Linked DNA regions of Homo sapiens: region 1 is linked to region 2. A link is a loop called in an ENCODE intact Hi-C map of the cell type or tissue named here. Cell type or tissue: CD4-positive, alpha-beta T cell. All regions are shown on one strand. Links, peaks and the distances in the headings refer to the core of each region. The heading gives the core; the rest is flanking DNA. Region 1 overlaps GLB1 (galactosidase beta 1). Region 2 has its middle 13 kb from the start of CCR4.

Evidence for each region. A loop is a pair of places that touch in the nucleus more often than their neighbours do. Peaks named below come from ENCODE experiments on the same cell type or tissue, not always from the same donor. Only the 100,000 strongest peaks of a DNase experiment are listed, where the experiment ranks them.
Region 1: a loop joins it to region 2, with 2.0 times the contacts of the local background. A loop is called at or near these places in 3 of 110 quality-filtered maps.

The regions. Positions count from the first base shown.
Region 1 is chr3:33,038,962-33,051,053 of GRCh38, reverse strand. GLB1 (galactosidase beta 1) reads left to right here. Exons shown (of 16, transcript NM_000404.4): 10 at 4,822-4,934. Among named protein-coding and RNA genes, the nearest start is that of GLB1, 52 kb to the left of the region's middle. In CD4-positive, alpha-beta T cell, for the core only: no CTCF peak of the experiment used is centred there; a DNase peak (open chromatin) is centred at 3,053; H3K4me3 peaks cover 680 bases; H3K27ac peaks cover 985 bases.
Region 2 is chr3:32,958,580-32,970,671 of GRCh38, reverse strand. It overlaps a transcript of GLB1 not described here. Among named protein-coding and RNA genes, the nearest start is that of CCR4, 13 kb to the right of the region's middle. In CD4-positive, alpha-beta T cell, for the core only: no CTCF peak of the experiment used is centred there; a DNase peak (open chromatin) is centred at 6,601; H3K27ac peaks cover 229 bases.

The sequences.
Region 1 (12,092 bases), core at 356-5,355, 84 kb before region 2:
GGTTTCACCGTGTTAGCCAGGGTGGTCTCGATCTCCTGACCTCGTGATCCACCTGCCTTGGCCTCCCAAAGTTCTGGGATTACAGGCGTGAGCCACTGCGCCTGGACAAAATAATTTTTAAGGGAAATAAATGTGAGCATTTAGAAGCCTTACTGTTTTAAACCAGGGTAGTTGGGCAGGCTTCAGTCACAGTCTATAACTGTAGCTTATTTGTTCAAATATTCTACTGTGGTCTCTTTCTTTTAACGTTTTGTTTTGTTGAGGTATAATTCACAAACCATAAAATTGACAATTTTTAAGTATATGATGCAGTGGTATTTACTGTATTCACAAAGTTGTGTAACCATTACCATTATCTAATTCAGAAACATTTTATCACCCCAAAAAGAAACTCCATACCCATTAGCATTCATTCCACACTCTCCCTCCTCTCAGCCCCTGGAAATAATATACTTTCTGTCCCTGTGGGTTTGCCAATTCTGAACATTTCGTATAAGTGAACCACATATATACACCTGTATGACTTCTTTCATTTAGCCCAATGTGTTCAACGCTCATCCACGTTGTTGCACGTACTAGTGCTTCATTCCTTTTTATTGCTGAATAGTATTCCCTTGTGTGGATGTACAGTATTTTATTTATCCATTCATTGGTTGATGGACATTTGGGTTATTTGCACATTTTGGTTATAGTGTTGCTTTGAACATTGATGTACAAGGATTTGTTTGAATTCCTGTTTCAGTTCCTTTGGGTGTATACCAAGAAGTGGAACGGCTGTGTCATATGGTAACTCTATGTTTAGAGTTTCAGGAACTGCCATAGTGTTTCCCAAAAAGGCCACACCACTTTACATTTCTGTATTTTTTTGTGTAGGAAAAATTATGACAAAATTTTTCTGTAACGTCTTTGATTTTTGTTGTTTTTTTGCAAAGACAGATGATGCTGTACTGGCTTTTCGCTAAGCTTCATTTCCCACCTGTCTCTTTATTTGCATTTTTCTCTCTGAATCATGGAGGATGCCCAGCTGTTGAGTTTTGAAGGCTTAGTTTGGGCCTAAATCTCTCAGGATCTGAAATTGGATACTATCAGCTCTTAATGAAGTTTCTCCTTTGAACTGCTATCTTTTTTGCAGGCTGAGATGGGCTAGGAGAAGACATCGCTTACAAGCATTATCAATTTTAATACTATTAGTAGAGCCAAGAAATGAAGATATTGCAAAACTCAAATGTCACTGCATATAAGATAATAGTGTGCCTGGGGCGTGTCTGGGTGGGTGAGGGGAGGGAGAGCATCAGGATGAATAGCTAATGCATGCAGGGCTTAATACCTAGGTGACCAGGCTGGGTGCGGTGGCTCACGCCTGTAATCCCGGCACTTTGGGAGGCTGAGGTGCGTGGATCACGAGGTCAGGAGTTTGAGACCAGCCTGGCCAACATGGTGAAACCTTGTCTCTACTAAAGATACAAAAAATTAGCTGGTTGTGGTGGCGCTCACCTGTAATCCCAGCTACTCGGGAGACTGAGGCAGGAGAATCACTTGAACCCAGGTGGTGGAGGTTGCAGTGAGCTGAGATCGTGCCATTGCACTCCAGCCTGGGTGACAGGGTGAGACTTTGTCTCAAAAATAAAATAAAATAAATACCTAAGTGACCAGTTGATAGGTGTGGCAAACCACCATGGCACACGTTTACCTATGTAACAAACCTACACGTCCTGCACATATATCCCGGAACTTAAATTAAATTAAAAAAAAGGAAAAGATAATAGTGTGCCAAGGTTGGTCACTGATATTTTAGATAATCCCTCTGTGTTCATCTTATGAGAAACAGTTGAGACCTGGTGGGTGCCTTTTTCACTTAGTAGATGGGGATTCCCCCTAGCTGCCATTGATGGGATCGGGACCAATCATCCGATCCAGGAAAAAAGGCATCGTTTTTGGAACTTTATGGTTCATGACACAATTTTTTAAAAATCTTACTGTTATACTTAAAATAACACATTCATCTTAAAAAAAAATTGGACATTATAGAAACTGTCAGAACATAAATGTTGTCCTTAATCCTCTCTCCTGCCCCTCCCTCTGCCATAATCCATAGAATTCCCCTTTCTTCCTCTGTTGCCTTATTTAGCCTGCATATTAGCCTCATCTTAATTAGAGATTATCAGCACCACTTTTCAGATAAGAATAGCTGAATACAAAAAAAAGTCCACACGTTTTCTGTTCAGCTGGCAAGGGGTGAAGCTTGGACTGGAACTCAGGTGGTGGTGAGCCAGAGTCACTGCGCTTTGGATCACCCTTTGCACCCTGGAGCCCCTGAGCCAGCCCCCACACCCACCCCACTGTGTTCTGCCAAGCCTCCCTGAAGCTGCTTTTTGCCCTGTCTCTTTGAGGAAGTGAGAGAAGGCCAGTCTGTACTTAGCAGCTGTTCTTCAGGCCAGCTTCCTAGAGGAGAGCAGGGAGAGAAAGGCATCAGGAGTGGGGAGTTCACTGCCCATCCCACCCACAGGAACATGCACCTGCCTGTGCAGGTGTGTGTCTCCTTCCTCCACACCTGTGTGTGTCCACAGCTGTGTGATGGCTGCCTACAGGGTCCAGGCGCTCCTGTACTTCTCACACAATGTGGAATGTTGATGAATGCAAAGTCTCACCATTTCTTTCACCTTCCCACCTCACACCCTCTTAAGTGGCCAGAGGAGGCTTGAATCTGCACCATTTCTCTGCGATGCTGCCCTTTGGTGGTCTAAAAACACCCAAAGTAAGATTCTGCCAGTAGAACTAGAACAAATACTTAGTCTTCCAATCCATCCTTAAACCCACTGGACAGCTTCCCAGCCTGGGCTCCCTCGGCCTGTAAAGTGTGCTTCTAGAGGTCACACTTTCCCAACTCAACCTGGCAACCCCCTCCATGCTGGGCTCTGGCTAAGGACTCAAGGGCAAGTGAGGCACAGTCTCTGCCCCTGAGGTGCAAGCAGTGTAGCATGGAGAGAGACATAACAAATAAGAAACACAGCACAGCATGGGTGACTACCACATTAGAAGCAGACGAGGGCCACAAAGAAGGTGAGTTCCTTGCAGCAACGGATGTGGGTTTTTTTTTTTCTTTGTGTCTCACAGGAAGGGATGTGTTTTAACCTATGAATCCCTTAAGGCAGGCAGACCTGTTGGCTGTGAGTTGTCTCTGATTAATAAGAAATGGGGGAAATGGTATGACTAGATCAGTTCAGTTGGTTGAGTGGTCCAGATCTTTCAAAGTTTAGATTCTGTGCAGAGAACTAATGAAAAAGTCTTTGGAGCTGACCTGCTTGATCTGATCCTCAGCCTTGCTCATCTGTCACCTCCACAACCAGTAGGTCACCCAAGGTGGCTCCATCATTGGTGAGCTGCATCCAAGGAATTTATTACTAATCCTAGGTAAACTATCATGTTTTGTGCCTCATTGATGTACAAATTAGGTTGGACAAAAGACTATTCCTAAAATAACTTCATTCTCACACACTTGCATTGCAATATGCTCTCTGAAGTAGAGGAGGAAGGCACAAAGCCTTGCTGGTCTATGGATGGCAGCATCAGCGTCACCTGGACACCTGTTAGAAATGCAGTTTCAGGCCCCACTCCAGACCTGCTGAATTAGAATCTCTGGGATGGGGCTTAGGAATCTGTTTTAACAAGCTCTCCATGTGACACTTAAGCATGGGTAAGTTTTTGAAGTACCACCCAATGTTGCAGACAACCTCATACCTGTGAACATCATCCCTGACAAGGTCGGGATCCTCTGGTCTAGACCCCGCCCCTTGCACAGTGACTGCAGGGGCATTTGTTTTTCTAGTCCTTTTGTATACTCAGTGTTGGCATTATCCATTGGTCTTTGTTGTAGGTCAAGTTCCCAGGGAAACAGACTCTGAGATTACCTGGTAGAAAGCTTATTGATTGTGCTCTCTGGAGCAATGCCTGTAGGATAGAGAGGGAGAAGTGGGGCTATGATGCAGCTTCACAAGTGGCCTCATCCAATCTTAGAGGGAGCTCTGCAGCTGGGTTGGCTGTTCGAGGCACATTGGTCAGTTGTTGGATGTGGGCTATCCCTGAGGGTTGTAACCTTGGGTGAGGCAGCTCAGCACAGGCCAGCACCCAGAGACGGACACATCTGAGAAATGTCAGCAGACAACAGCCCTAGCTGCTGGGAGAATGAGTGAGTGCCCTGGTTCTAAAGGGGGATCCAAGAGGTGCACCACAGCCCCATCGACAGTCTTTGTAGATGCAACAAAGGCCCTCGGATTATGTTTGAACCTCTGTGGCTGATGTGGGTCTGCTGTCATCTCCCGCTGTGTTTGGTTTAATAAGCCCTGGGTTTTCTGCTGATCCATGGCCTAGTCATCTGTGTCTTCACCACTGAGCTTTTCTCAGCCACAGCTTGAGGACGTGAAAAAGTTCAGAGTTGACAGGATTAACAGTCAGAGATGGGGGTCATATCATAAGCCCTGCCATTACTGCTTGTGAGGTGTTAGCAGATTTTTGTGGGGAGCTTCAGATTCCCTGCTTGTCCAGTGGGGGTGATACCTGCTAGAATCACAGCTGTGAGCTTCTGTAGAGAGTGGATGGAAAGAGTCCTTGGTAAACTCTAAGGTGCCTGGTAACTGCTACCTGTAGAAAGAAATTCCTTCCTCTAAACGTTGCATCCTGAGGGTCACGTCTGTGTCTCCCAACAAGTGGTTTTAATGTGTCTTCTAGTTTTCTCTCTCTACAGTGCTGAGCTCATGGATCCCAAAGAACTTGTCCCAGAGCTGCACCATCAGTAATAACTAGTGGCACATTTTTGTCTTCTAGGGGCCAACTCACCCTATGCAGCACAGCCCACCAGCTACGACTATGATGCCCCACTGAGTGAGGCTGGGGACCTCACTGAGAAGTATTTTGCTCTGCGAAACATCATCCAGAAGGTGGGTGCTTTGTATGAGCTGTGGTGGGCTGATCTTGGACAGAGCCTCTTTTGAACTCACTGTGGCTCTGTGGACAACTTCCTGCCTGGAGCCCTCCTGTTTAAAAGGATGGATGAAGGGAGGCATCAGCTAGACTTGGGTTTGCATCTTGTACCCACGTGGTTAAGAGTGAGTCTATGAGCAGATGCTTATAGGAGAGTAGGAGATATAAGACATGTATTTAAAAACTGCAATATATAATACAGTGTTAAATGCTACTTACAGATTCACTTCTTATATGGTGAGAATTCACCCGGGGAAATTTCTGTCTCCATTTTCTTCTCCTTCCAGGCCAGATTATCTTTCCAAAAGTTCAGGTGAGAGGTAGGGTGATGGGAGAGAATGCACAGATCCTCTTGAGACTATAGCCCCTATTAAGGCAGCATGGATATATGGGAGCCCCTATCCTTGAGACACAGCTAATGTACTTCAATATCAAAAGAGGTAAAGCTAAGCTCTGGTTTCTTTATTTAATGCATCATCTGAAAAAAGTAAGTTTCCAGTAACCAAAGTGTATAAGAATTATTTCTCACTAGAAAATAACTCCGTCCTTATTTGCAAGAGAGAAGAAGATAAACTATTTTCCTTTTTATGTGTGGCCCAATATACAGACTATGTGATTTCAGAATGAGGAACACCAGATTTTGAACCTGGACACTATTTCTTCAACCTTAAGCCAATTGTGTAAATTCCCTTTATATAAAAGTAGAGGTAGCCGTACTTACCTCACAGACTTGTACAGTTTAAAAATAAATGGCACTCAATAAATGTTTGTTTTCTTCTTTCATAGTCAAATAAATGAACAATAATTATTTATTTACCTAAAAAAAAAAAAGAGTGAGTCTATGAGCAAATCAGTCTACTGATTGTTAATTTGTAAAACTGGGATTACAGCATCTGGTTGTGCTGTAAAGCTTGAAAAGAACGTATGTAAGCCATCCAGGACAGTTCCTGACACATATATGTCTAATAAGTGGTAGCCGTTAACTATTATTTATCTTAAATGTAAGAAAATGTGTGTCTACTTAAATAGCTGATGTACATAGGAAAAAAAATCTTCAGATACTGTGAAGCATGGTGCAGATGTCAGCTGTCAGTGAAGCTTCATTTTTCTATTTGGAGCAAGTGATTGCTGTTTCTGGACTGCATCTGAACTGCTTAGTCCTGCTAGCGTTGTACCCTTTTGAGGCACCTAATGCACCTAGGTGGGGTTTCCTGTCTCTGCTGTGGGTTAAAAGAAAAAACCCACAGTTTTTATGCTCAGTCACCTGAGTTTTGAAGTTAAAAAAACAAAGGTTTTCTGCCTATAAATGGTATGGTTTTTTTTGTTTTAAGTATGATGTCGTTTTAATTTTAAGCATGTGTTAAAATGAATATTACAAATTTTTTAAATATAAAAAATACAATCTAGACTTACCACACTTATAATTTGTCCATTTCATCTAAATTTTCAAATGTATTGTTAAAATGTTGCTTATGTTATTCCTTTATTATGGGTTTAATCTCCACAGAATTTATAGTAATGTCTCCCAAGCTCTCCCTTGTATGTTTGTTCTGTTTTGAAGCTTTCTGTTCCTATCTTTATTATTTCCTTCCTTTATTTGAAGCTTAGCTTTTTAATGCAGCCTTTCTTCTTTTCTAATATAAATATTTAAGGTTATAAATTTCCTTCAAGTACTGCTGTGGCTTTATCTCGTAAGTTTTGATGTGCAATCTATTTCTTACTGTTTGCTTCTAAACATATCTATTTTGATTTCTCTTCACCATTGATATGTGTTTTTTAAATTACTGGAAATAAGTACTTTCCTGTTTTTTTGATTTCTAGTCTTTTTGCATTCTGGTTAGAGAATATAGTCTGTGATACCAATCCCTTGAAAGCTGCTGAGCCTAGTCTTAGAGCCTGACATACACCAATATTAATGGTCAATGTGCGCATAAAAAGAAAGTATATTTTACAGTTGTTGACTATATTCTACATACATGTTCATCAGATTAAGTTTATTAATGGTGCCATTGATATCTTTGATCTGCTTCCTAATTTTTTGTCAGTTCAGTCTACTATTTAGTGAGAGTTGTCCTCATGTATTTCCCTTTGTAGCTCTGCCAGTTCTGAGGTTATGTTATTAGGTGGGCAAATTGAGAATTACATCCTTCAGTACTTAATAGTAAAGGGATTATATAACCCTCTATTTCTAATAAGGCTTTTTGCCTGGAAGCCTTTTTTTTTTTTTTTTTTCTTTTTTTGGTCTGTTATTCATTAACACCATTTACCTGCATACTTTTGCTTGGTATTTTTCTGAGGTATCTTTCCCAATGCTGTAATTTCATCCTTTTTATATCCTTTGTTCTGTTTACATGTGTCCCTTATAAACAGGATATAATCGAATTTTTAAAATATCTAGTTTGAAATTTCTTGTCTTTTAACTGATATATTTATACATTCTCATTCATTGTACTTCTTGATATACATAGATGAATTTCAATTATCTTATTTTATAATTTCTATTCGTTTACCTTTTTGGCTCTTTCTTTCCCTTTATTGCTTTCTTTTAGATTGAGGTTTTTTGTTTTGTTTTGTTTTTTCCTCTTATTTCTTTCCCCCCTCTTCTACTTTGGAAGTTATTCACTGCATTCTAATTTTTTTAGTGGTTACCATTTAAGTGTGACATCTATACCCCCAGAAAAGAACAACTCGTAGTACACAGCTCAGTGAATTTAGGCAACGGGAGCGCAGCCCTGTGACAAACACATAGCTCCCCGGAAGCCCCTCTAATGTCCCTCTCTAGTCATTGACACACATACCCATTCCTGAGCTCACAGCTGTCCTCACCTCTATCACCAGAGATTCATTTTGCTCGTTTTTAGGCAGCAAGTTCCTACAATATACACTCCTGTGTCTGGCTGTCTTGTAATAGTTTAAAATTAATCAATATCTTTACTTTCTCCATATTGCATCCCTCTTTAACTTACTGTAACTCCAATTACAGCCCTCTTGATTTGTATGTTATTATTGTCATGTATTTTAATTCTCTGGGTTTAGTTTTCATGTATTTTAGTTCTCTCCTTAAAAAATAAAACCCATGGGGCATTACTACAATGGCTTCAGATAGTATTTCACTTGACCCACATAGTTCATTTATTGGCAAATGATTTAACAAACATTCATCAAGTACTCTGCATGCGCCAGGTTGCAGTTTTAGGTGCTTGGTGGCTGTAGGCTTTCCTGAAAAGGTGGAGCTCAAACAAAAATTTTAAGGTGGTGAGAGAGCCATGTGGCATATCTCCGCCTGGACAAGAGCATTCCAGGCAGAATGCAGCCAGTGAGAACTTGGGAAGGTATATGGCATTTTTAAAGACTAGCAAGGAGGCCAGTGTGGCTGGAGCCCAGTAAATGAAGGGGTAAGAAGTAGGAGAGGCTGTGCGCGGTGGCTCACGCCTGTAATCCAAGCGCTTTGGGAGGCCGAGGCGGGCGGATCACGAGGTCAGGAGATCGAGACCATCCTGGCTAACACAGTGAAACCCCGTCTCTACTAAAAAGACAAAAAATTAGCCGGGCATAGTGGCGGGCGCCTGTAGTCCCAGCTACTCCGGAGGCTGAGGCAGAAGAATGGCGTGAACCCGGGAGGTGGAGCTTGCAGTGAGCCGAGATCACGCCACTGCACTCCAGCCTGGGCGACAGAGCGAGACTTGGAAAAAAAAAAAAAAAAAAAGGAGGAGATGAGGGGTCAGGGATATAGATGGGGAACAGATCACATGGAGCATTACAGGCCATTATAAGACTTTGGCTTTTACTCTGAATGTAATGGGAATCCATTGAGGAGTTGAGCAGAGCCGTTGTTAAAGCATTCTATTAAAGCAGATTCCAGCTGCTGTGTTGAGATTAGACCCTGGGAGGTGCGGCAAGGGTAGAGTAGGAAGACCAGTTAGAAAGTTTTTGCAGCCATCTCAGTGAGAGGTGATTGTGGCTTATGAAGGTAGTAGGAACTAGGCAGTTTCAGAATATATTATGAAACTAGTGCTAATATAATTTTCAGATGGGGAGTATGAAAGAGAGGAGAGTCGGGTGACTCTAAAGTGTTTTAAATGGCAACTTGAAGGACAGAGTTACCATTTATGTGGGGGGAAGATCAGGAGTTCAGTTTTGGCTGTGCAAAGTTAGACTTGTCTAGTATATGTACTAGTGGAGATGTAGAGTAGGCAGTGGATATATGAATGCACAGCTTGAGACAAAGGTCTGGTACCTTTGTCCCAGGACCACACTTTTCTTTATCTTCTATTGCTTCTTCTGCCTGAAGTATATTCTTTAGAATTTCATTTAGTAAGCAAGTTATATTAATTCTTCTTTGTCTGAAAATTTTTTTTTCACCCTCATTTTCAAAATGCAGTTTTTCTTTTCTTTCTTTCTTTTTTTTTTTTTTTGAAGACAGGGTCTCACTCTGTTGTCCAGAATGAGTGCAGTGGTGAGATCTTGGCTCACTGCAACCTCTGCCTCCCAGCTTCAAGCGATTCTCCTGCCTCAGCCTCCCAAGCAGCTGGGATTACAGGCGTGCATCACCACACCTGGCTAATTTTTGTATTTTTAGTAGAGATGGGGTTTCACCATGTTGACCAGGCTGGTCTTGAACTTCTGACCTCAGATGATCCATCTGCCTCAGCCTCCCGAAGTGCTGGGATTACAGGTGTGAGCCACCATGCCCGGCCTCAAATTGTAGTTTTTCTAAACTGATAGTTTTCTCTCAGCATACTGACTTTGGGCTTTTATTGTTGCTGCTGAGAAGTCAGTTTACTGTACTCTGTCACTCTCTTGAAGATAATCTATCTTTCCTCTTGGACAGCTTCTGAGATTTTCTCTTTATATTTGACGCTGTATAGTTTCTCTGTGATGAATCTAAGTGTGACTTTCTTTTCGTTTATCCTGCTTGGTAGTTTTGGAACTTGTGGCTTGGTATCTTTTTTCACTAGTCCTAAAAAGTTTATGCCATTATGTCTTCAAATATTTATTTCTATTAGATAATTTGTTAGACCTTCTGATTCTAGCCTTCACAGCTCGTAATCTCTTTTTCTCTGTGCAGCATTCTGATTGTCTTGAAATATGTTCTTCAATTGTTGCTTTCTCTTTAGTAGCTATAAATTCTAAGATTAAAACCTTTCCATTGAATTATTAAATTATATTTTTCATTCTATAAGTTCACATTAGCAGTTCGAATTTTACTCAGCCATTTTTAAATTCTCTTGCTTTTTCCTTATGTATACATGTTCTTCTTTTATTTCTTTAAACATACTAGAGATACTTCTGTTATATATCTCTATTTGATCATTTCAGTATGCAGAGTCTTTCTTTGTCTCATTCTGCCTTTTGTTGTTTCTGTGACCTCTTGTTCATGGTGTCTTGTTTCTGCGTGTGTGTTGTGATTTTGACTGAGCTGAATTTCTTGGAACTTTTTGTTGTTGTTGTTGTTGTCATTGTTCTTAGAGACAGGGTTTCACTCTCGCCCAGGCTGAGTGCAGTGGTGCAGTCCTGGCTCACTGCAGCCTCAACCTCCCGGGCTCAAGTGATTCTCCTGCCACAGCCTCCTGAGGAGCTGGGACTACAGGCATGTGCCACCATGCCTAGCTAATTTATTTTTTATTTTTTTTTTGTAGAGCCAGGGTCTCACTATGTTGCCTAGGCTGGTATTGAACTCCTGGGCTCACTCATGGAACTTTTATCTTTAGGAATTATTTGAGATTTGGGGTGAATGTGGGTTCTTCCAGAGAGAATTAGCATTTGCTTCTGGCAGGTACCAGGGAACATTACGCCTTAAATTAAAATCTTAAATTGAGGGATTTTTTTTGTACTACAGAAGCAGTGTGAATTTTAGCTACAAAATATATCAGAGGGCTGACTGTGCATATGAATTTTCAAAGGAGATTTATTTTCTCCCTACCTATTGCCATGTAACAAAGTACCCCTAAACCTAGTAGCTCAACATAACAAATATTTATTATATCACAGTTTCTGAGGGTAAAGGATCTAGGAACAGCTTAGATAGATGTTATGTCTAAGCTACTCCTAGGGCTATTTTTTTATTTCTATCAGTTTATGCAGTCTTAAAAATCAGCATTTTCAAAATACCATTCCATATTTGTATGTATGACCTCCATCATTTCTTTTGAAAAATCACCTGTCACTGGTTTTCCTTTGATGGTATAGGTCTTTTTTTCTCTAGTGCTTTTAAGATTTCCTTTTCATCTTTGATTTTTAGGAATTTTCCTATGGTATGCCTATGCATAGTTTTCTTTATATACATCTTGTTTGAGGGTGTTTGAACTTCCTAAATCTATGGCATTATTTCTTTTGTGGATTTTAGAACATTCTTGGCTGTTATCTCATCCAATGTTATGTTTACTTCGTTCTCCCACCTTGCCTTTCAGAACACCAGTGATATGTGTGTTAGACGTTTTTTCCTGTGTTCTGTGTATCTCCTAAGCGCTTCCATTGTTTCTATCCTTTCCCCCGAACATATTTTAGTTTAGATTTTATTCTGACCTATCTTCTAGTTTATTAATCCTCTTTTCAACTGTCTGAGTGAAACCCATATTATAGACTCAATTTCAATGATTGCATTTGTCAGTTCTAGAGCTTCCATTAGATTTTAAAAATTGTTTCCAGTTCTCTGCTGAAATTCCTCATCTTCTTTTGTTGTATGTCTATTGGCATAATTTTAAGCTTTCTTCAGATTATTCCAATACCATGATGTCTTATGGGTCTGTTTCAATGGCTTTTTTTTCCTTTTTTTTTTTTTTTTTTTGAGACAGAGTCTTGCTCTGTTGCCCAGGCTGGAGTGCAGTGGTGTGATCTCAGCTCACCGCAACCTCCACCTCCTGGGTTTAAGTGATTCTCCTGCCTCAGCCTCCTGAGTAGCTGGGATTACAGCTGTGCACCACCACACCTGGCTGATTTTCATAGTTTTAGTAGAGATGGGGATTCACCATGTTGGTCAGGCTGGTCTTGAACTCCTGACCTCATGATCTGCCCACTTCGGCCTCCCAAAGTGCTGGGCTTAGAGGTATGAGCCACTACGCCCGGCCCTGGCTTTTTTTTCTATTCGTTTTTGATCAGATAGTGTTGTCTCCTAT
Region 2 (12,092 bases), core at 3,844-8,843:
TATGGTGAATCCAACGTGTGACACCTGCAACTTTAACAGCAGTGAGAGTAGACATGATAACAATATGGGGCCTATCCTATATGGGTCCTAGAGTGGTTGAATTCCATTTTTCAACCTAAACAAAGTCCCTAGGTTTGAAAGAGTATACAAGTCTGTTAGACTTATAGGCATTCTTTTCCATACCTAGCCATGCATCTTTTGCATGGCCATGCTTAAAGCCTGCATTTGCCTTTTTAAAGTTAGTTTTTCTAGTTTACAGAGATTACCTTTAATCTGACTTATAATGGGGGGTGGCCGGCTGAACAAAATCTCATAGGGCAAATACCCAGTTTGTTAGGTGGGGGTGCACCTGACTCGGAGGAGGACCATGGGCAAGACCTTGATTCCACCGTGAGTTTCTTGACAAAATTTCTTCAGCAGCCGTTTGAGTGTTCGGTTCATGCACTCCACTTTACCTGAGCTCTGCAGCCTGTAGGCTGTCTGTAATTTCCACTTTATTTTTAATAGTCAAGTTAAGTCCTGAACTATTTCAGCCACAAATGTTGGTTCATTGTCTGATCTTAGAGTTAGAGGCAGTCCAAATCTGGGAATAATGTCTCTTAACACCTTGGTCACCTCTAGTGCCTTCTCTGTCCAGGTGGGGAAGGCCATGACCTATCCTGAAAAGGTGCAAATGAACACCAACATGTACTGATAGCCTCCCTCTCAGGGCAATTCGGTGAAGTCCATAAGCAGTTTTTCACAGGGCATGGCTCCTGTTTCCTGAACTCCCGGGGGCCAAGTAGGCCCTTGTGGTGGATTGTTCTGAGTGCAAGTTAAACACTGTTTGTTTACAAACGGCTCGAGTAATAGCAGTGAGTCATGGCACATGGAAATGATGCCTTAATGATGTCTTTAGTGCTGTTTTTTCCATGTGAGTTCCTTGGTGGAACTCTTTTACAGATCTGGGGGCCACCATTTCAGGTATGGCTAGCCTCCCACTGGAGAATTTTTACCATCCTCCTTCAATGTAGTTCTTATTTTCCTGGGAAAACCAAGCCTTTTCATTTGGAGTGTAGCTTGGGATCTCCGGGAGGGGAATCTCCAGGAGGAGAAGCATAGCTAAGGCTTCTTCTTTAGAAGGTGGAGTTGTCATTGCAGCCTGCTTTGCCTCTTTGTCTGCCTTTCTATTTTCTTTAGCCTTTAGTGTTCTTGCTTTTTGGTGCCCCTTGCAGTGCATCACTGCCACCTCTTTTGGGGCCCATACAGCATTTAAGAGCTGTAGAATTTCTTCCTTGTTACTTTATTTCTTTACTTCCAGCGGTTAAAAGTCTTTTTTTCTTTATAAATAGCCTCATGAACATGCAAAGTGGCAGAAGCATATTTGGAATCTGTGTAAATATTTGTCTTTTGGCCTTTTGCTAGCCAGAGAGCTCTTGTCAGAGCTATTAGCTCTGCTTTCTAAGCAGAAGTTTCTGTAGGCAAAGACTGCACCTCTGCTACTGAGTCCAAAGTCACCACTGCATACCCAGCACGACGGACTCCCTTTAGTATGAAACTGCTTCCATCAGTAAAATATTCAATGTCCGGGTCTCCAAGGGGCCGATGTGTCAAATCTCTCCGGCTTGAGAACACTCTATCTACCACATCCACACAGCAATGAAGGGGGCCTCCTGGGACTGACTTGATGAGGAGCTAAGGTTTAGGGTATTCACAGTTTTTAAAGTCAGTGTATTAGCTGCCCATGCCAGTAGGGCAGTGGCAGCTAGTGCTTTAAAACAAGGAGGCCATCCAAGTGCCATAGAATCTAATTGCCTGGATAAGTATGTCACTGGGCGATGCCATGACTTTATGGCTTGAGTTAGAACCTCTATGGCCTCCCTTTCATTTGTGGACATACAAGAAGAAAAGCTTAGTTAGTTAGATCTGGCGGTCCTAAAGCTGGGGCCTGAGTCAAGGCTTCTTTGATTTCTTTAAAAGCCTTCTCCTGGTTGGCCTCCTAGAGGAGGGGCTCCTTCTTTCCTCTTCTTTGTGACTTCATGTAATGGCTTAGCCATGAGCAAGAAATTTGGGATCTAAATGCAGCAGAACCTTGCTGCCCTTAGGAACTCTCTTATTTGACACCAGGTGGTTGGAGTAGGAAGTGCACAAACAGCCTGCTTTTGTTCACTACTAAGCCATCTTTTCTCTTGGCTTATATAAAAGCTTAAATGCTGGACACTTTTAGAGCAGATTTGAGCTTTTTTTTTCTTGACACTTTATACCCTGCCTTCCACAGCAGGTGCAGGGGGTCTTGGGTTTCTCCTGGGTGCAGTAGCCCTTGACCAGTGTTTTTTTTCATACCATGGCCTTGACCATTCTCCTTATTCTTTTGACATTTATCCTTCCAATGTCCTTTCCTTTTGCACCATGCACATTAATCTGTCTCTGGCCTTGGCTGGTTTTTAAACTCCTGTCCAGACCAGCCTTTTCCAAGACTGCATTCACGCCCATGTCCATGCCTCCTTGCAAAGCCAGCTTCTCTTCCCGTAAGGGCTGCTGCTAGTAAATTAACCTTTCTTATGCTTCCAATCAGCCTCCTTCTTTGCCTCCTGATCTCGGTTAATGTACATCTTGGTAGCCACTTTCACTTTGTTAGTGGGGACACGAAGTTCATCCAAATTGAAAAGCCACTCCTGCCGCCCTCAGCCTCTCTGAGTTGGATTAGTGGTCATTCCCCGGGAGGTGATCAAGCTCCCCTTTGTCCTTATGGGACAGGCTTCCCTGCCTTGGGCCCTTGCTCCTTACCGTGGTTCCTGAAGAGCTGGTATTGTCCTGCAGCCCCACCCCCAGTTCCGTTCCGCTACCAGGCAGGGTGCTGGGATGCAGGGAGAGCTGGTTTCCATCCAGGTGAAACTCCCCCGTGGTGCACCTTGGATGCCAGGTCTCCCCTGGCCCTGAGGCTCTAGTCCCGCAGACAAAGGAGACAGTAAATCTGTTGTCTCCATTCATGGGCGAGCTCCCAGAAATGTAGCAGGATTTTAAGGAATCAGAGAGACCGATGGGGTTCAGGAGGATATTTATTAATTATTTAGGTGCACCAGCCCAGTCAGATTAACATCCAAAGGACTGAGCCCCATCAAAGGGTTAAGTTACCTTTTAAGCATTTTGTGGGTAGAGGGAGATATATAATTCACATACCATCTTGAACCTCCACCTCCCAGGTTCAAGCAACTCTCCTGCCTCAGCCTCCCTAGTAGCTGGGATTATAGGCACACACCACCATGCCTGACTAATTTTTGTATTTTTAGTAGAGACGAGGTTTCACCATGTTGGCCAGGCTGGTCTCTAACTCCTGACCTCAGGTGATCTTCCTGTCTTGGCCTCCCAAAGTAGAAGCAATTGTTTTTTGTATGTTGATCTGGTATCCTGCAACCTGCTGAACTCACTTATTAGCTCTAATAGTTTTATAGTGGATTTCTTAGAATTTTCTGCATATAAGATCACATCATCTACAAAAAGATAATTTTGCTTCTTCCTTTTCAATCTCTATCCCTTTTATTTCTTTTTCTTGCTGATTTTTGTCCTGATGAGAACTTCCAATACAATATGAATACAAATGGAAGAGCAGACATCCTAGTCTTGTTCCTGATCCTGGGGAGAAAGCAGTCCATCTTGCACCATTAAGTATTGTATTAGTTCATTCTCATGCTGCTAATAAGGACATACCAGAGACCGGGTAATTTATAAAGGAAAGAAATCTAATGGACTCACAGTTCCACATGGCTGGGGAGGCCTCACAATCATGGCAGGAGGCAAGGAGGAGCAAAGGCACGTCTTACATGGCAGCAGGCAAGACAGCGTATGCAGGGGAACTGTCCTTTATAAAACCATCAGATCTTGCGAGACTTATTCACTATCATGAGAACAACATGGGAAAACCCACTGCCATGATTAAATTACCTCCCACCGGGTCCCTCCCAAGACACATGGGGATTATGGGAGCTACAATTCAAGATGAGATTTGGGTGGGGACACAGCCAAACCATATCATTCTGCCCCAGCCCCTCCCAAATCTCATGTCCTTCCATTTCAAAGCCAATCATGCCTTTTCAACAGTCCCCTAAAGTCTTAACTCATTCCATCATTAATGCAAAAGTCCAAGTCCAAAGTCTCATCTGAAACAAGGCAACTCCCTTCTTACCTATGGGCCTGTAAAATCAGAAGCAAGTTAGTTACTTCCTAGATACAATGGGGTTACAGGCATTGGGTAAATACAGCTGCTCCAAATGGGAGAAATCGGCCAAAACAAAGGGGCTACAGGCTCCATGCAAGTCCAAAACCCAATAGGGCAGTCAGTAAACCTTAAAGTTCCAAAATGATCTCCTTTAACTCCATGTCTCACATCCAGGTCATGGTGATGCAAGAGATGGGCTCCTACAGCCTTGGGAAGCTCCGCCCCTGTGGCTTTGCAGGGTATAGCCCGCTCCCAGCTGGTTTAACGGGCTGACACTGTCTGCAGTTTTTTCAGGTACACAGTGCAAGCTGTTGGTGGATCTACCATTCTAGGGTCTGGAGGACAGTGGCCCTCTTCTCACAGCTCCACTAGGCAATACAGCAGTGGAGACTTTGTGTAGGGGCTCCAACCCCACCTTCCCTTCTGCACTACAGAGATTCTCCATGAGGGCCTCACCACTGCAGCAAACTTCTGCCTGGACATCCCAGCGTTTCCATACATCTTCTGAAATCTAGGCAGAGGTTCCCAAACCTCAATTCTTGACTTCTGTGCACCTGCAGTCTCAACACAACATGGAACCTGCCAAGGATTGGGGCTTGCACTCTCTGAAGCCACAGCCCCAGCTATACCTTGGCCCCTTTTAGCCATGGCTGGAGTGGCTGGGACACAGGGCACCAAGTCCTTAAGCTGTACACTGCAGGGGGGCCCTGGACCTGGCCCAGGAAACCATTTTTCCCTCCTAGGCCTCCAGGCCTGTAATGGCAGGGGCTGACACAAAGGTCTCTGATATCCCCTGAAGACATTTTCCACATTATCTTAGTGAAGAATATTCAGCTTCTTGTTACTTAGCAAATTTCTGCAGCAGGCTTGGAGTTCTTCCCAGAAAATGTTTTTTTTTTCTTTTCTATTAAATCATCAGTCGGCAAATTTTCCAAATTTTTATTCTCTGCTTCCTCTTGAACACTTTGCTGCTCGGAAATTTCTTCCACCAGATACCCTAAATTATCTCTCTCAAGTTCAATGTTCCATAGATCTCTAGGCCAGGAGCAAAATGCCACCAGTCTCTTTGCTAAAGTATAACAAGAGTCACCTTTGCTCCAGTCCCCAAGAACTTCCTTATTTCCATCTGAGACCACCTCAATCTGGGCTTTATTGTCCATATCACTATCAGCATTTTGATCTAAGCCATTCAACAAGTCTCCAGGAAGTTCCAAACTTTCCCACATCTTCCTGTCTTCTTCTGAGCCCTCCAAACTGTTCCAACCTCTGCCTGTTACCCAGTTCCAAAGTCGCTTCCACATTTTCAGGTATCTTTACAGCAGTGCTCCACTACCTGGTACCAATTTACTGTATTAGTCTGTTCTCATGCTGCTAATAAGGATATACCTGAGACTGGGTAATTTATAAAGGAAAGAGGTTTCACAGACTCAGTTCCACATGGCTAGGGAGGCCTCACAATCATGGTGGAAGGTGAAAAAGGAGCAAAGGCACATCTTACATGACAGCAGGCAAGAGAGTGTGTGCGGGGAACTGCCCTTTATAAAACCATCAGATCTCATGAGACTTATTCACTATCACAAGAACAGCATGGGAAAAACCTAACCTCATGATTCAAAGTACCTCCCACTGGGTCCCTCCCATGACACGTGGGGATTGTGGGAGCTACAGTTCAAGATGAGATTTGGGTGGGGACACAGCCAAATCATATCAACTGTGATGTTACCAACATTCTTGAACAAGTCGTTTTATGGACCAAAGTTTTCATTTCTCTTGGATCAATACCTAGGTGTAGAATTATTGGATCATAAAATAGGTACATGTTCAACTTTACACAGAGTTGTCTAACAGTTTTTCAAAGTGGCATTTGTACCTAGACATCAATCAGACTTCTGTTGTTATATATTGCCTATCACATTTCAATTAGTTTTGGAAAACAGGAAGATCCCCAAACTGTGAACTTTTTACTGCACCTTAATTGGAAGTCTTTCTAGTAATAGAATGAACAGATCTGTAACCCTCAAGAAGTTCTTAAGGACTCAGATTAGAAATAACTCTTGTATTTACAACTCAAATCCATTCCCTCATATATTTACCCTTTGTCCACTGCACGAACTCCCTCAAATTCTTCCCTGGTCATTCCATGAAGAGGAGCCCAACTAGACCACACAATGCTCCATGTGAACCATCGTTCACTTTATTTGTGTGTGACATTTTTCTTGTGACATCAAAACAATTAGGAGGAAGCTCCCTAACCAAGGTAACCATGGAGAGGTGGTTGTACAGTCTAGTCTTGGTGCAGATCTTTTTCCTGCCTGCTCGCCTCCAATGATAGTCTGTTTATATCAAGCATGATCAAAAGAATTCAAACATTCTGCAGGCTCCAGCATGCTATCTTGTACCTATCTCATACCATAAACTCAGTTATTCATCCTCAGGACTGACGTCAGCATCTTCTTCAAAGCACTGCACATCTCTGTGGGCAGGTGTTACATCAGGATGACATCCGCATGCTCAAGTCACCTGGGAGCCCTATGTTCTAGAGTATCTCTGTGTGGTTTATTTTAGTCAGTTCTCCATCATCATAAAGTTCTCCTTTTTTTCCTAAAATGGAAATATTGCTATTGCTTTGGCAGATTATGAAAGTAATGCATGTTTGCTTAAAGAAATAAAGAAGCCTAGAACATACAAAGCATAATTTTTTCCTCTATAAAATGGCTAACAGTTTGGGGTTTATACTTACAGGTTTTCAAAATGCACTTAAGATATTATGGACATTTGTGAATGGTATAGGTATATAGCTGAAAGTTATTCTTTTTAATGGCACCATATTTCATAGTATATGTTAATTTACTTATTATTAAGCATTTCAACCATATAGAAAAGTACCAAGAATAATGTAACAAACATCCATGTGCCACTTGGTAATTTGAAAAAAGTTCAATTGCATTTAACTGCAACCAGATGACCCTGTTTATCATTTGTCTTTTGACTTTTTCTTTGGGGATGTTTTTGTCATGCATATTTTTAATTCACATAGTTGAATTTATTAATCTTTTCCTTCATGGCTTCTGAATTTTGAGTTATTTTTAGAAAGGCTTTGCCTGCTGCACAAATTGTGAAGAAATTGTCCCATGTTTCCTTTTAGAACTTCTATTTTTCCAATTTTTACATTTAAATATTTTTTTTCTGTTTGGAATTTAACTATGTGTAGTGTGACATATGAATCAAGCTTAATTTTTTTTCCAGATGCCAATACATTTGGCCCACTTCTGAATAAATAGTTTATTGTATTCCTCCTTTGATTTAAGTTGCCATCTTTAATATGCACTAAATTCTCACTTGTATTTTGATCTCATACTAAACTAGATTTCCCATTCTGTTTCACTTGACTTTCTGCAACATTGCTGTATATTTTAATTAGCTAATTAATTTAACATACATATTAATTTATAATATGCGTATCCTCATTGCTCTTCTTTTTCAGAGTGGTCCTGGCTATTTTTTGTTGTTGTTCATTCTTATGTAAGCTTTTAAATCGGTGTATGTAATTTATAAAAGGCTATTAATATGTCTTGAAGAATAACATTGTATTTAATAATTTAACTGAAAAGAACTGGTGTTTTTTATGCCATTGAGCTTGCTTGTATAAGGCCTTTTCTGGCCTAGTGCTGGAATAGTGTTTTAGACTAAGTTGTTCCCATATATTTTCTATCTATTTCATACTATGTATAGATAATATATATTTTAATTATTATTTATTTCTATTCTCTTTCATAATGTGGGTCTGTTATCCCACATCTCCTGATTGTTATTTGTAAATATAAATGTAATTGAGTTTGATGTATTAACATCTTCCCTTATTAACTTGCATAATTATCTTATTGTTAATAATAGTTTTTCAGGTAATTCTCTTGGGTGTTCCAATTATTCAACAGTATTATTGGAACTAGAAATATTTTCCCTTCCCCTTTCCAATTTTTTAAATAAACTTGTATTTTAGAACAGTTTTAGATTTCCAAAAAACTGGTGAAGATGGCACAGAAAGTTCCCATTTACTGCACATCACATTTCCCCTGTTATTAACACCATACATTAGAAAGCTACATTTGCTATACTTACTGAACCAATACTGATACATTATTATTAACTAACGTCCATTCTTTTTGGACATGTTTCCTTAATGTTTAGCTAATGTCCTTTTTCTGATCCAGAACTAATGACATGTAGTTGTCTCCTTAGGCTCCCCTTGGCTGTGACAGCTTCTCAGACTCTCTTTTTTTTTTAATATGTAGTCTCACTCTGTCGCCCAGGCTGAAGTGCAATGACGTGACCTCAGCTCATTGCAACCTCCGCCTCCTGGGTTTAATCGATTCTCCTACCTTGGCCTCCTAAGTAGCTGGGACTACCAGCACGCACCACCATGCCCAGCTAATTTTTGTATTTTTAGTAGACGGGGTTTCGCCATGTTGGCCAGGCTGGTCTCAAACCCCTGACCTCCAGTGATCCGCCTGCCTTGGCCTCCCAAAGTACCGGGATTACAGGCATGAGCCACTGCCAATTTCTATACCTCTACTTTATTCCCCTTATCTTGTGGAGCTGGTACCTCCAGGGCAATGTTATATAGAAGTGGTGATCACAGGCGTTCCTTCCTATTTTTAGCTAGCTGGAATGCCTCTGGAGTGGCCCATGATGCCTTTTCAGCTGAGATAGACATATTTTATCATGATAATGAAATCTTTTCTGTATTTTCCTATATTTCTCTAGTATTCCTCTCCAGATTACAGTCAATGGTGTCATTTTTCTCAGTATTTGTCTTTGCATTGTTTAATGTGCTTATGTTTGTGTTTCTGCCTAGGACGAAGGCGATGGCAGCAGTTTTCCAGGCTAGCTGTCTTCACAACCCGATGGCTCTCTTCTTTTCTGCTGCCACAGAGACTGACTGTCTGCCTCCTGCAAATTTGAAATTTGGCAAACCTGCCTCCTCTGCTTCTCAGAACCAAACTGGGGCCAGGAGAACTTCTGACCCAAGTGTTGATCACCTCTCTTCCTGCACCTCACTGTGCACCCTCTGCTCAGGAAATGCCTTTGGCGTGTTGCTGACGTCTGTCCCTGCTCCATCTCTTACCACCCTGCACTTCACCCTTTCCCACACAGGTTTCACCTGATCTCAGCTGCTTTGGGCAGACCATCCAGGTATTTTGGAGTCTGAAAAGGATCTCTGTCTCTAAGTCTGGTGCAAATGGAGTTTGGGGGTTTTAAAATTCATTCTTCTTGCTGCTGTTTCACAATTTCTCAGAAAAGGTGAAAATGCAGACTTTGGCAGTTATGTTCAATATGAAAAGTCTTAATAAAGTAATTTTTGACCTAAAGCCCACCAGTATTTCTGGAACAATTCAGTCAATCTTTGAACTTGGTCACATAAAGTCTTATTAGAAACACAACGGGGATTTTGGAGACAGGACTAGTGAACTTTGTGTAGTTAAATAGAAACTTGAATTGCCAGTGTAGAGTACTTGATTAAGAGATAAGGAAATCCACTCATTCAGTAAAAAATAATTGAGTTTTGTGCTAGCAATTTTACTAGGCAGTTAGGTGGTGGGTATTTTTGGTGGAGTGAGTCTAATTCATGATTAAAATATTGTTTCTCCTGAACCTCAATTTCTTGGAGTAATAAAATCAACCTTATCTACTTTAAGAAGAGGGTAAAATGAGTGTCAATATATAAAAGCACTTGGATTTCTGATTTTATGAAAGGGGAATTTGGAGCTATTGTAAGCTTTCAAGCGGTAAAGTATTATGACCACAAAAAGTGGGTGGAGTTTATGTCTGGTTCATTTGAGTCAAGAAAGGCTGGAGATGGAGTGGACAATCTCTGACTGGATGTAGGGTACAGGATATAGAATGACAGGTGGTTGTGGCATGACCAAGGGTAGAGATGGGCTGTAACGATAACAGGAATAAGGTGTATAGGGAAAGATGCCTCAGGGCTTGAGACACGCAAATTATGGGGCCAAAGTGAGACTGACTAAAGGAAAATAGAGGAGCCAACTGTTAAGTGAGGTTGATGGTTGGAAGGCAATTAATGAAGCACATCCCTGATGCAAAGATTATGTCTCCTCATTTTCCCGCTCCTAGGTCAGTTTCCATTTACGTTAGGTGTTCTCTTGTCCCCAGTTTGATCAGAAAGTCCTTGTTTTAGATTGGGATTCTGGAAGCTTGCTCTGAGGCTCTGAGATTAGCATGCAGGAGATTTAGTAGGGAGTCCTCTTGGAAACCACACCTGTAAGGGCATAAACAAAGCAGACTGGGGCCGGGTGTGGTGGCTCACGCCTGTAATCCCAGCACTTTGGGAGGCCAAGGTGGGCAGACCACCTGAGGTCAGAAGTTTGAGACCAGCCTGGCCAACATGGTGAAACCCCATCTCTACTAAAAAATCCAAAAAATTAGCCAGGCTTAGTGGCGGGCACCTGTAATCCCAGCTACTCAGGAGGCTGATACAGGAGAATCGCTTGAACCCAGGAGGCAGAGGTTGCAGTGAGCCAAGATCACACCACTGCACTCCAGCCTGGGCAACAAGAGCAAAACTCTATCTCAAAAAAAAGAAAGAAAGAACGCAGATTGGACAGTGGGAAAAGTTGAACTGCAACACAGTTGCAACAGAGGCCTCCACTAATCTTATGGGAGCTCTGGAGTAGCAATGGCCCTTCAGAGTTATCCCAAATCTAGGCAAGGGGCAAGTGCTTGTATCTCCTCATTATCCAGTCACTGAATATGAGCTGCCCCCAGGGAGGACGATTCCTGAAGGGAGACCAGCTGAGAGCTATCAGGGCCAACATTCCTGACGACTAGTAGAGTGAGTGCTTCAGTCCTGAACTGGTGGGTGTGTGGACAGCGCCCCTTAACCCCCTGACAGTCTCAAGCCCAGAGCAGGATGGCAGCTGACTCAGTCCATAACTCAAGGCTGCTGCCTCTTAGGTCTGTACTTTTCTTTGGTCTCACCTTTCCCTACTTTGCTCCACTGCCCCACTCCCATGCACTTTAACTACAAGAAAACCCTACTACTACCCCCTGACCACACAGTGCTCTCTTAACACCACTGTGCCTTTTCAGATGCTATTTCATCAGGCTGGGGAGTCCTTTCTCCCTTCCCTTCATCAAAATCATGCCTCTCCTACAAGGTCTACTTCAAAAGCTAATCATATTATGAGAATTTAAAATTTAATCAATTTCTCCTTCCTCTGGAGTCCCAAAGAATCTTTCTTGTGGCTCTATTATCATACTTGTCTTGCTTGCAGTCTAGTTAATCCTGCGTTTGTGTTTCCTTTATCAGATTGTGAATTCCATGAGTGGCAGAACTTACTTCTTTAACTCTTTATTATTTCCATAAACTAGCATTCTGCTTGGCACAAAATAGGCAACTATTTCAATAGAAATCGTTCCAAATTGTTAGGAGAGTTCCTTGCAAATAATCTCCCTAAAGGTCTAAAGACCCTTTGGCTTCACCCTGTATTATTCCTTCTCATGAGAAGCAGATGAAATTAATTTACTTATTCAATAGAATTTGAGAAACTACTGTGGGACAGATATTGCCTGGACTAGTTCCTATTACTCGTTATTGTTGTTGAGGTAAAATTCACATAATATAAAATGAACCATTTTAAAATGTACAATTAAATAGCATTTAGTATATTCACAATATTGTGCAACCCACCCTTCCAACTCGTTCCAAAACATTTACATCACCCCAAAAGCAAACCCACTTCTATTGTTCCTGAGCAAATTACACCTAGGCTAGGTATGTTGCAACAAGAAAGACATGAGTCTAATGTCTGAAAATTTACAGTTAAACCAATCTTTGTTTAGAAATCATGCTGGCTTGTTGGGTGCAGTGGCTCAC